Regions from separate parts of the Homo sapiens genome. Here region 1 is linked to region 2. The links are chromatin loops, found by intact Hi-C in ENCODE. Cell type or tissue: PC-9. All regions are shown on one strand. Links, peaks and the distances in the headings refer to the core of each region. The heading gives the core; the rest is flanking DNA. Region 1 overlaps XPNPEP3 (X-prolyl aminopeptidase 3). Region 2 has its middle 9.3 kb from the start of MRTFA.

Region 1 (5,379 bases), core at 314-5,313, 250 kb after region 2:
TTTTAGCCATTTTTAAGTGTATGTCTTAAAAATGGCTAAAATAGAAATTCAATGACATTAGGTATATTCACACTGTGTGTGACTATTACTACTATCTTTTTTCAGACTTTTTTATCATCCCAAATAGAAATTGTACTCAATAAATAATAACTTCCCATTCTTCCCTCCTCCCAGCCCCTGGTAACTTTTACTTTTTCTGTGACTCTGCCTATTCTAATTACTTCATATAAGTAGAATCATACAGTATTTGTCTTTTTGTAACTGGCTTACTTCACTTAGTAAAATGTTTTCAAAGTTCATGTTGTAGCATTTTTCAGAATGACATTCCTCTATGGCTGAATGGTATTCCATTGTATGTATAGACAATGTTTCCTTCATCTTTTTTTTTTTTTTTTTTTTTTGAGACGGAGTTTCGCTGTTGCCCAGGCTGGAGTGCAGTGGCGCAATCTCGGCTCACTGCAGGCTCCGCCGGGTTCACGCCATTCTCCTGCCTCAGCCTCCTGAGTAGCTGGGACTACAGGCACCCGCCATCACGCCCGGCTAATTTTTTTGTATTTTTAGTAGAGATGGGGTTTCACTGTGTTAGCCAGGATGGTCTCGATCTCCTGACCTCGTGATCTGCCCACCTCGGCCTCCCAAAGTGCTGGGATAACAGGCGTAATCCACCGTGCCCGGCCTCCTTCATCTTTTCATCTGTCATTGGACACTTGGGTTGTTTCCATCTTTTGGGCTATGGTGACTAATGCTGCTATGTACCTGGGTTTACAAATAATTATTCAGGTCCCTGCTTTCAGTTCTTTGGGGTATATACCCAGAAGTAGAATTGTTAGATCTGTGGTGAGTCTGTGTTGTTTTTTTTTTTCTTTTTTTGAGACAGAGTCTCCATTTGTTCCCAGGCTGGAGTGCAGCAGCACCATCTTAGCTCCCTGCAGCCTCGAACTCCTGGGCTCATGTGATCTTCCCACCTCAGCCTCCTGATTATACATTTAATTTTTTGAGAAACCACCATATAGTTTTCCACAGCAAATGGACCATTTCACATTTCTACCAGCAATGCACAAGGGTTCCAGTTTTTCTACATTCTTGCCAATCGATACTTGTTATTTTCTGCCTTTTGAGTACTAGCCATCTTAATGAGTGTGAAATGACATCTCATAGTTTTTATTTGCATTTCATTAACAGCTAGTGATGTTCAGCATATTTTCATGTGTTTATTGGTTATTTGTATATCTTATTTGGAGAAATACCTGTTCAGTTCCTTTGCCCATTTTTTAAATTGGGCTGGATTTTTTTGTTGTTGAGTTGTGGGAATTCCTTATATGTTTTTGATATTAACTCTTAATCCGGTATATGGTTTGCAAATATTCTCCCATTATGAGGGTTGGCTTTTTACTATTCATAGCGTCCTTTAATGCTCAAAATGTTTTAATTTTTATAAAGTCCAGTTTTTTTGTTGTTGTTAACTGTGCTTTTGGTGTCATATCCAAGAAAATATTACCAAATCCAGTGTCATAAAGGTATTCCCCTATGTTTTCTTCTAAGAGTTTTATGTTTTATGTTTAGGTCTTTGACCCATTTTTTTTTTTTTTTTTTTTTTTTTTTTTTTTTTTTTTTGAGACGGAGTCTCGCTCTGTCGCCCAGGTCGGACTGCGGACTGCAGTGGCGCAATCTCGGCTCACTGCAAGCTCCGCTTCCCGGGTTCACGCCATTCTCCTGCCTCAGCCTCCCGAGTAGCTGGGACTACAGGCGCCCGCCACCGCGCCCGGCTAATTTTTTGTATTTTTAGTAGAGACGGGGTTTCACCTTGTTAGCCAGGATGGTCTTGATCTCCTGACCTCATGATCCACCCGCCTCGGCCTCCCAAAGTGCTGGGATTACAGGCGTGAGCCACCGCGCCCGGCCGACCCATTTTGAGTTAATATTTATATATGGTATAAACTAAGGGTCTAACCTTATTCTTTTTCATGCCCCATTTCTTTCTTGATTTTATTTCTTTTATAAAGTCCTAAACTTACTATCTTTTTATTATCCAGGAAGTTGGGATAAAAGATCTTAAACTGCCTTTTTACATCTTCCTGAGATCTAACAGCAAAGTCACATATGAAGTTCATGCTGGTGGATGCCTTTTATCACAGTATCATTCATAACCTGGGTGAGGGGTATCCCATAATGGAGTTCATTTATGTCCTCATACAACCAGAACCGTACTGTCTGCATCCACAGCATTTCTGTAGCTTCAGGAGGCACTGACTATGTGATGAGGGAGGGGCAGGACAGTTGCCCATATCTAGATACATATGATAGGCCCCTCCCTTCATCCATTTTAATAAACTAGGGGTTTCCCTGCAAACCTTTCTCACTCAGCAATATTCAAAATGAGAGATACTGTTCTTTGATCTAAAATTCTCAGGAACCATTTTTAAAGAGTTCCTCAGGGTATTGCATGTAATAGTCTAGAAAATGGCTCATTTTCTTCACTGAATAGCCCCTTATGTCCATGGTTTTTTACCCATCGCTGTCAACTTGCCACTCGAATTATTTTAGCTGTGGTTGGTCTCAGCTGACTCATCAAAAAAATGATAGTAGCCCAGTTTCTTTGGGTTAGAGCTCCATCTGTTGATCAAAAAGAAGCTCATCTAAAAGAGATTCTGAGCTTACTTTCAGCCAGCACTGAAGGCACTAACCAAACTATTGAATATTTAGCAGACCTACCAGCGATTCAGAATTCCCTCCCAATCCATTTTGCTAGCTCGTGAAGTTCAGGGTCTATCATTTCCACATTCCATGATTTCAAAGCATGTGCCATATCAAACCAAGGATGAATTTTTTTAAAAATGAGTCAGTTCTGCTGGGACAGATGGATATCCATATGCAAAAGAATGAAGTTGTGCCCGGGCACAGTGGCTCACACCTGTAATCCCAGCATTTTGGGAGGCCAAGGTAGGTGGATCACGAGGTCAAGAGATAAGACCATCCTGGCCAACATGGTGATACCTCATCTCTACTAAAAATACAAAAATTAGCTGGATGTGGTGGTGGGCGCCTGTAATCCCAGCTACTTGGGAGGCTGAGACAGGAGAATTGCTTGAACCTGGGAGGTGGAGGTTGCAGTGAGCGGAGATCACGCTACTGCACTCCAGCCTGGTGACAGAGCGAGACTCTATCTCAAAAAAAAAAAAAAAAAAAAGGAATGAAGTTGTACCCCTACTTCACACCTTATCTAAAAATTAACTTAATTAGCCAGGTGTGGTGGCATATGCCTGTAATCCCGAATACTCGGGAGGCAGTCTCCCTTTGTTCCCAGGCTGCACTGTGGTGATAGGAGAATCACTTGAACCTAGGAGGCGGAGATTGCAGTGAGCCAAGATTACACCACTGCATTCCAGCCTGGGCAACAGAGCAAGACTCTATCTCACAAATTAAATAAATACATAAATAAAATGGATCAGTGACCTAAACTTAAGAGCTCAAATTATAAAACTATTAGGAAAAAACATAAGGGTGAATCTTCATGACCTTAGATTTGCCAAAGGATTCTTAAAGATGATACCGAAAGCACAGGCAACAAAAGAAAAAGTAGATAAATTAGAATTTATCAATGTTTAAAACTTCTCTACATCAAAGGGTACTTTTCTCACACTGAGAAACAGCCTTAGGAAAAAAAAAAAAAAAGGCCGGGTACGGTGACCCACGCCTATAATCCCAGTACTTTGGGAGGCTGAGGCCGGTGGATCACCTGAAGTCAGGAGTTCAAGACCAGCCTGGCCAACATAGTGAAACCCCGTCTCTATTAAAAATACAAAAAATTAGCCAGGCATGGTGGCGGGTGCCTGTAATCCCAGCTACTGGGGAGGCTGAGGCAGGAGAATTGCTTGAACCTGGTAGGTGGAGGTTGTCATGAACCGAGATCGCACCACTGCATTCCAGCCTGGGCAACAGAGCAAGACTCTGTCTCAAAAAAAAAATAATTAAACTTAATTTAAGAATAAATTAAAAGGCTAAGTGCAGTGGCTCATGCCTGTAATCCCAACACTTTGAGAGGCCAAGGTGGATGGATCTTTTGAGCCCAGGAATTTGAGACCAGCCTGGGCAACATGGCAAAACCCCATCTCTATGAAAAATACAAAAATAAGTTAGCTGGGTGTGGTGGCATGTTCCTGTAATTTCAGCTACTCACGAGGCTGAGGTGGGAGGATCACCAGAGCCTGGGTGGCAGAGGCTTCAGTGAGCCAAGATCACAGCACTGCACTTCAGCTTGGGTAACAGAGTGAGACCCTGTCTCAAAACAATAATGATCTTAAAAAATAATAAAAAACAAAGGGAATGGGTGTGGTGGCTCATACCTGTAATCCTTGCATTTTGGGAGGCCAAGGCAAGGAAGATCAGTTGAACTCAGGAGTTCAAGAGCAGCCTGGGCAACATAGTGAGACCTCCTCTCTTTTTATTAAAAAAAAAGAATTTAAAATAAAAAACTTTAAAAAATTGTTTAAAAGGACACTATCAAGAAAGTGAAAAAACGGAATGAGAGAAAATATTTGCAAATCATATATCTGATAAGGTTCTAGTATCTAGAATATTTAAAGAACTTTTTTTTTTTTTGAGATGGAGTTTCACTCTTCTCTCACCCAGGCTGGAGTGCAATGGCCCAATCTCTGCTCACCGCAACCTCCACCTCCCAGGTTCAAGCAATTCTCTTGCCTCAGCCTCCCAAGTAGCTGGGAATACAGGCATGCACCACCACGCCCGGCTAATTTTTGTATATTTAGTAGAGATGGGGTTTCTCCATGTTGGTCAGGCTGGTCTCTAACTCCCGAACTCAGGTGATCCACCCGCCTCAGCCTCCCAAAGTGCTGGAATTACAGGCGTGAGCCACCACGCCGGGCCTATTTAAAGAACTCTTACAGTTCAACAACAGGCCAGGGACAGTGGCTCATGCCTGTAGGCCCAGCTACTTGAGAGGCGGAGCTACTTGCGCTACCACGCCTGGCTAATTTTTGTATTTTTTGTGAAGACTGGGTTTCACCATGTTGCCAAGGCTGGTTTCGAACTGCTGGACTCAAGCAATCCACCCACCAAAGTGCTGGGACTACAGGCGTGAGCCACTGCGCCCGGCTATATGACTCCATTTATATGAAATATGCGGAATAGGTAAACCCGTAGAGACAAAAAGCAGATTAGAGGATATCAGGGAATAGGGTGAGAGGAGAATGGGAATTAACTGCTTAATGGGTAAGGGATTTTCTTTTCTGGTGATGAAAATGTTTGGGAACTAGAGAGAGGTGGTGGTTGCAAAACATTGTGAATGTACTAAATGTCACTGGGTTGTTCATTTTGTTGGTTAATTTATATGATGTGAATTTTATCTCAGTAAAAAATCAA
Region 2 (5,379 bases), core at 107-5,106:
TGGCTGCACTGACCCTTTGGCTCAACCTGACTTTATAACCAATCCTTTCCACCCCCTTCCCTCTAGAGCTTTTCCCAAAAACTGATACTAAGCCAAATTCACTCTTGTATTTCTATAATTAATTCTTTTTTTTTTTTTTTTGAGATGGAGTCTCGCTCTTGTCGCTCAGGCTGGATTGCAGTGGCGGGATCTTGGCTCACTGCAACCTCCGTCTCCCGGATTCAAGCAATTCTCCTGCCTCTATAATTAATTCTTTAACACAAATGTAAAACTTTAAGCCTCACTCTGCTAATCATGAGCAGCCAGTTGTCCTTCTGTCCATTTCCATCCTTCTTTGCACCTTGCTGAAAACATGTGCTGATTTCATTCTGTCACCTATCCACTGGCCACCACTTCTGATTCTGCTGCTGCTGCTGAAAGGGGCAAATCCAATGACAGGAACCTTCAGCGAACCACTGAAGACTGATCTTCCTCCTTCCAACCTGTTAATTCATACTCTGAGAAAAGTTACTCCCCCATCCTTTCCCTCTCTATTTCTCTTCATGGAGAATCTCTCCAAAAGTATTTTCCAGGACTTGATCAACTCCGTCTTCAGCACATCCTGTGCTTTCCTATTTCTTCTTAAGTCTTTGTTCTGATTAGTTTTTTTGTCTAGAATGTCCTCTTTTATCTTCATCTATTCAAATCCCAGCTGACATCCCACTTCCTCCAGGAAGCCCTCCCATATTCCTCCAACGTAGGTGGATCTTTTCTTTCTCTGACAATCTGTAGCTCCTATTGTAACAAGCAGAATGCTAAAGCATTCCAAGTGCATTATCTTATTTCACATGAGGAAACTGAAGCTTAGAGAGGTTAAGTAACTTGCTCAATATCACACAGCTTAAAACTAGCAAAGCTAGGATACGGATATTAAAATTAAGATCCTGGGGCCGGGTGCAGTGGCTCACGCCTGTAATCCCAGCACTTTGGGAGGCTGAGGCAGGTGGATCACTTGAGTCCAGGAGTTTGAGACCAGCCTGGCCAACACGGTGAAATGCCATCTCTCCTAAAAATACAAAAATTAGCCAGGTGTGGTGGTGCATGCCTGTAATCCCAGCTACTCGGGAGGCTGAGGCAGGAAAATCGCTTGAACCTGGGAGATGGAGCCTGTTAGTGAGCTAAGATCGCACCACTGCACTCCAACCTGGGTGATGGAATAAGACTCTGTCTCAATAAATAAATAAATAAATAAATAAATAAATAAGATCCTGGGTGTAATTCAATAAACATTTGTTGGCTACATACAAGGAACTAGAGGAAATATAAAAAGGTGAAATAGATCAGCTTTGCCACAATCAAGAACAGGGTCCATGAAATGATGCTAACACGAACAATGCTGAAAGGATAGTAGAATGAGGTCTGGTCTAGGAAGGGAGTGTTCCTGTCTGGTGGAGAACCCACTGAGGCAACACATGAAAGAGCTTATGTTTGACAGGCAGTAATGAGGTGGGGCACTCCAACTTAGGAAACACTGTGAGTAATAACGTGGAGGAAGGAAAACAGAGGACATGTTTGAGCAAGGGAGTCACCTGGGTTGTTTGAGAGATAAGGTTTGAAAGTTTGCTGAGGCCTTGTTGTAAAAAGAACGCCATGGTAAAGGAGGCATTACGTTCTGGAAAACAGAATCCAGACTGTCTTAAGATTCACCTGGTAGTTTGTCAGTTGGAATGGAAGGAGAGTGAAGTGGGGCTGGAAAGATAAATTAAACCACTACTGTTATCCAGCCAGGAGGAAATAAAGACCCACAAGAGGGGAACAATCAGCATGGAGTTTTTTCCCCTCTACCCTGTAAACACTTTCCATATCTCTGTCCCCTAGACATTATAGCATCCTTGAGAAAGGGCAATAATTTAAAAAAAAAATATGCCCATAACCTTTAAACTGCTAACAATTTCTTCAAATGTAGTAAGCACTCAGCAAATATCTTTGGAAGTGAATTAAATGTATAAGTGAGGTGTTAAAATGCTAGGGCTCTGTGACCAAGCAAGGTGGCCCATACCTGTAATGCCAGCATTTTGGGAGGCCGAAGTGGGAGGATGGCTTGAACCCAGGAGTTCAAGACCAGCCTGAGCAACATAGCAAGACCCCATCTCTATTATATTAAAGTTTTTTTAAATACTGGGGCTCAATCGGGTGCAGTGGCTCACACTTGTAATCTCACCTCTTTGGGAGGCCAAGGTGGCATATCACTTGAGGCCAAGAGTTGGAGCCCAGCTTGGCCAACATGATGAAACCCTGTTTCTACTAAAAACACAAAAATTAGCCGAGCATGGTGGTGAGTGTCTGTAATCCCAGCTACTCAGGTGGATGAGGCAGGAGACTCACTTGAACCCTGGAGGCAGAGGTTGTTGCAGTGAGCTGAGATAGTGTCACTGCACTCCAGCCTGGGTGACAGAGTGAGACTCCGTCTAAAAAACAAACAAACAAAAAAAGCTAGGGCTCTGTTTACATAGTTTTATTGGGTCATCCCTGGGATTGCAAACACCTAGTATATCACTTGATCACAAAACTGAGCTAGTTTTTATTCAGCACCTACTGTGTACATCATCATCTCATTGAATTCTTCCATGAACACTTCATAGAAGGTACCAGCCTTATGTCCATTTCACAGATGATGAAAACTGAGGGTCAAGCAGGTAGAGGGACCAACAGTCCAGTTTGCAGGAACTGAAGGGTCAAGATGCAGGACTTTTACTGACCAGGGGAAACTAGGAAGCTTGGTATCCCTACCCAGCGACCTTGATTTGCATCACACATGCCAAAGTTTAAACACAAGTTTGATTAACTCAAACCCCCGTGGGATTTTATTCTGGCTTTCTGATCATTGCAGCCAATATAAATGTCTTCTTTGGGTACTTTCAGGATACAATCCAAACATAACCTCGAATCTAGCTCATGTAGTCGGGGCCTACTTGAGACTGAAGTACTTGACAGGCAGAGAACTCAAAATGGATGGGTTTTCTTCAGCAAGAAAAGGAATCCAGGCTGGGGAATATTCCTGGAGGACGTCCTTAGGAACGGTTCGATTATCAGTTGTTCTTTGACGCCCCCTGGTGGTTGAGAACTGTAACCCCGTTTTTGCCCCCTGGAGTAGAGAAGAGGCCGCGCTGGTAAACAACCAAGAGGTGGAACTGAACTGAAAGTTCTTATTGCTTGTGGAACAAAAAGATTTTGTTTTAAAAACAAAAACTTGGCCGGGCGCGGTGGCTCACGCCTGTAATCCCAGCACTTTGGGAGGCCGAGGCGGGCGGATCACGAGGTCAGGAGATCGAGACCATCCTGGCTAACATGCTGAAACCCCGTCTCTACTAAAAATACAAAAAATTAGCTGGGCGTGGTGTTGTGCGCCTGTAGTTCCAGCTACTCAGGAGGCTGAGGCAGGAGAATGGCGTGAACCCAGGACGCGGAGCTTGCAGTGAGCCGAGATCACGCCACTGCACTCGAGCACTCCAGCCTGGGCGACAGAGCTCGACTCTGTCTCAAAAAAAATAACAACAACAACAACAAAAAAACTTGCAAAGATTTTTTTTTTCTTAAATAAAAGCTTGCCATGATGTTATAGCCTAGGGTGAGGAGAATCAGACACAAAATTTAAGTGGATGCCAAAAACTTAGCAATTAAGAAAAATAATACAATATTTCAAAAAATCAAAATTAGGCCAGGCGCGGTGGCTCAAGCCTGTAATCCCAGCCTGGCCAACATGGTGAAACCCTGTCTCTACTACAAATACAAAAATTAGATGGGTGTGGTGGCGGGCGCCTGTAATCCTAGCTACTCTGGAGGCTGAGGCATGAGAATCACTTGAACCCCGGAGGCGGAGGTTGCAGTGAGCCGAGATCACACCACTTGCACTCCAGCCTGGGCAATAGAGCGAAACTTAGTCTCAAAAAAAAAAAAAAACAAAAAAAAACAAATGTAGGCTTGGAGCTGCCGGTGGCCATCTAGCTGTCAGAAGGCAAGAAGAGATTTGAAAATAAGGCCCAGGCCAGGCGCGGTGGCTCACACCTGTAATCCCAGCACTTTGAGAGGCCGAGGCCGGCGGATAACCTGAGGTCAGGAGTTCCAGACCAGACTGGCCAACATGGTGAAACCCCGTCTCTACTAAAAATACAAAAATTAGCCAGGCATGGTGGCAGGCACCTGTAATCCCAGCTACTTGGGAGGCTGAGGCTGGAGAATTGCTTGAACCCGGGAGGCAGAGGTTGCAGTGGGCCGAGATCGTGCCAAGAGTGAAACTCCCTCTCAAAAAAAAAAAAAGAAAGAAAGAAAAGAAGGCCATGTCTACAGCCATATCACCCTGAACACACCGGATCTCATCTGAAAATGAAACCAAATAACAACAAGGAGCAATGAAGGGTATAGAAGAGACAGGGGCAGAGTCCCCATGATATGATTCAAACCCCTGGATGGAGCAGCGCCTGAAGTCCTTAGCATATGGGGCAAATCACAAAGTTGGGTGGGGAGGTGATAAAGACTCCAGCAATTATGTGGAACTCTGCACTTTGAGTTGGTGGAACAAGTTATACTGATTTCTCTCCTTACCAAAATGCTACCTGATTAGAACAGCATTCTGAAGTCATTCTTTTTTTTTTGGAGATGGAGTCACCAAGGCTGGAGTGCAGTGGTGCGATCTTGGCTCACCACAACCTCTGCCTCCCCAGTTCAAGCGATTCTCCTGCCTCAGCCTCCCGAGTAGCTGGGATTACAGGCATGCACCACCATGCTCGGCTAATTTTTGGATTTTTAGTAGAGACGGGGTTTCACCATGTTGATCCACCTGCCTTGGCCTTCCAAAGTGCTGGGATTACAGGTGTGAGCCACCGTGCCCGGCTGTGAAGTCATTTTTTTACATGTCTGTTTGTGCTGCCTTCCTACCTACTCATTCTGAAGTGATTATTTTTTTCTTGCCTGGATGGACAAGGAGACTCAATACCCCACTGCACCTGAGTTTTGGAAAACTAGAGTGTGGAAAAAGCAGCAGCAGCTGCAGCAAAAACACTGATGAGAGTCAAACTGAATGATTATATTACACTAATGGTACCAGCTCCCGACAGGTGAATAAAATGTGCCTCATGATAGCAGTCATACAACAAATACCTTACAAGAAACTCACAGAGAAGAGGGGCAGAGCAACTCAGTGGAAAAGCAGGTGTGGTTTCAAAGCCTGGCTCTGCCCCGAGCCATGTGACCTTAGGAAATAGACTGTGTCCCTGAGTTTCAATCTCGTCACCTGTAAATTAGGAGTAACCATACAGATCGCAAGTCAACACCTGCCCTTGCACCGCTGCGGGGCTCAGCGGTCACTGACATGCAGTGAAAAAGTGGAAGTTCTAGCTGGGC

What was found. A loop is a pair of places that touch in the nucleus more often than their neighbours do. Peaks named below come from ENCODE experiments on the same cell type or tissue, not always from the same donor. Only the 100,000 strongest peaks of a DNase experiment are listed, where the experiment ranks them.
Region 1: a loop joins it to region 2, with 18 times the contacts of the local background. A loop is called at or near these places in 15 of 110 quality-filtered maps.

Annotation. Positions count from the first base shown.
Region 1 is chr22:40,896,651-40,902,029 of GRCh38, forward strand. All of the region lies in intron 4 of XPNPEP3 (X-prolyl aminopeptidase 3), which reads left to right. Among named protein-coding and RNA genes, the nearest start is that of DNAJB7, 37 kb to the left of the region's middle. In PC-9, for the core only: CTCF peaks have their summits at 2,601 and 2,806; a DNase peak (open chromatin) is centred at 2,611.
Region 2 is chr22:40,643,326-40,648,704 of GRCh38, forward strand. No RefSeq gene overlaps it. Among named protein-coding and RNA genes, the nearest start is that of MRTFA, 9.3 kb to the left of the region's middle. In PC-9, for the core only: a CTCF peak has its summit at 3,109 (motif pointing left); DNase peaks (open chromatin) are centred at 1,506 and 3,086; H3K4me3 peaks cover 587 bases; H3K27ac peaks cover 578 bases.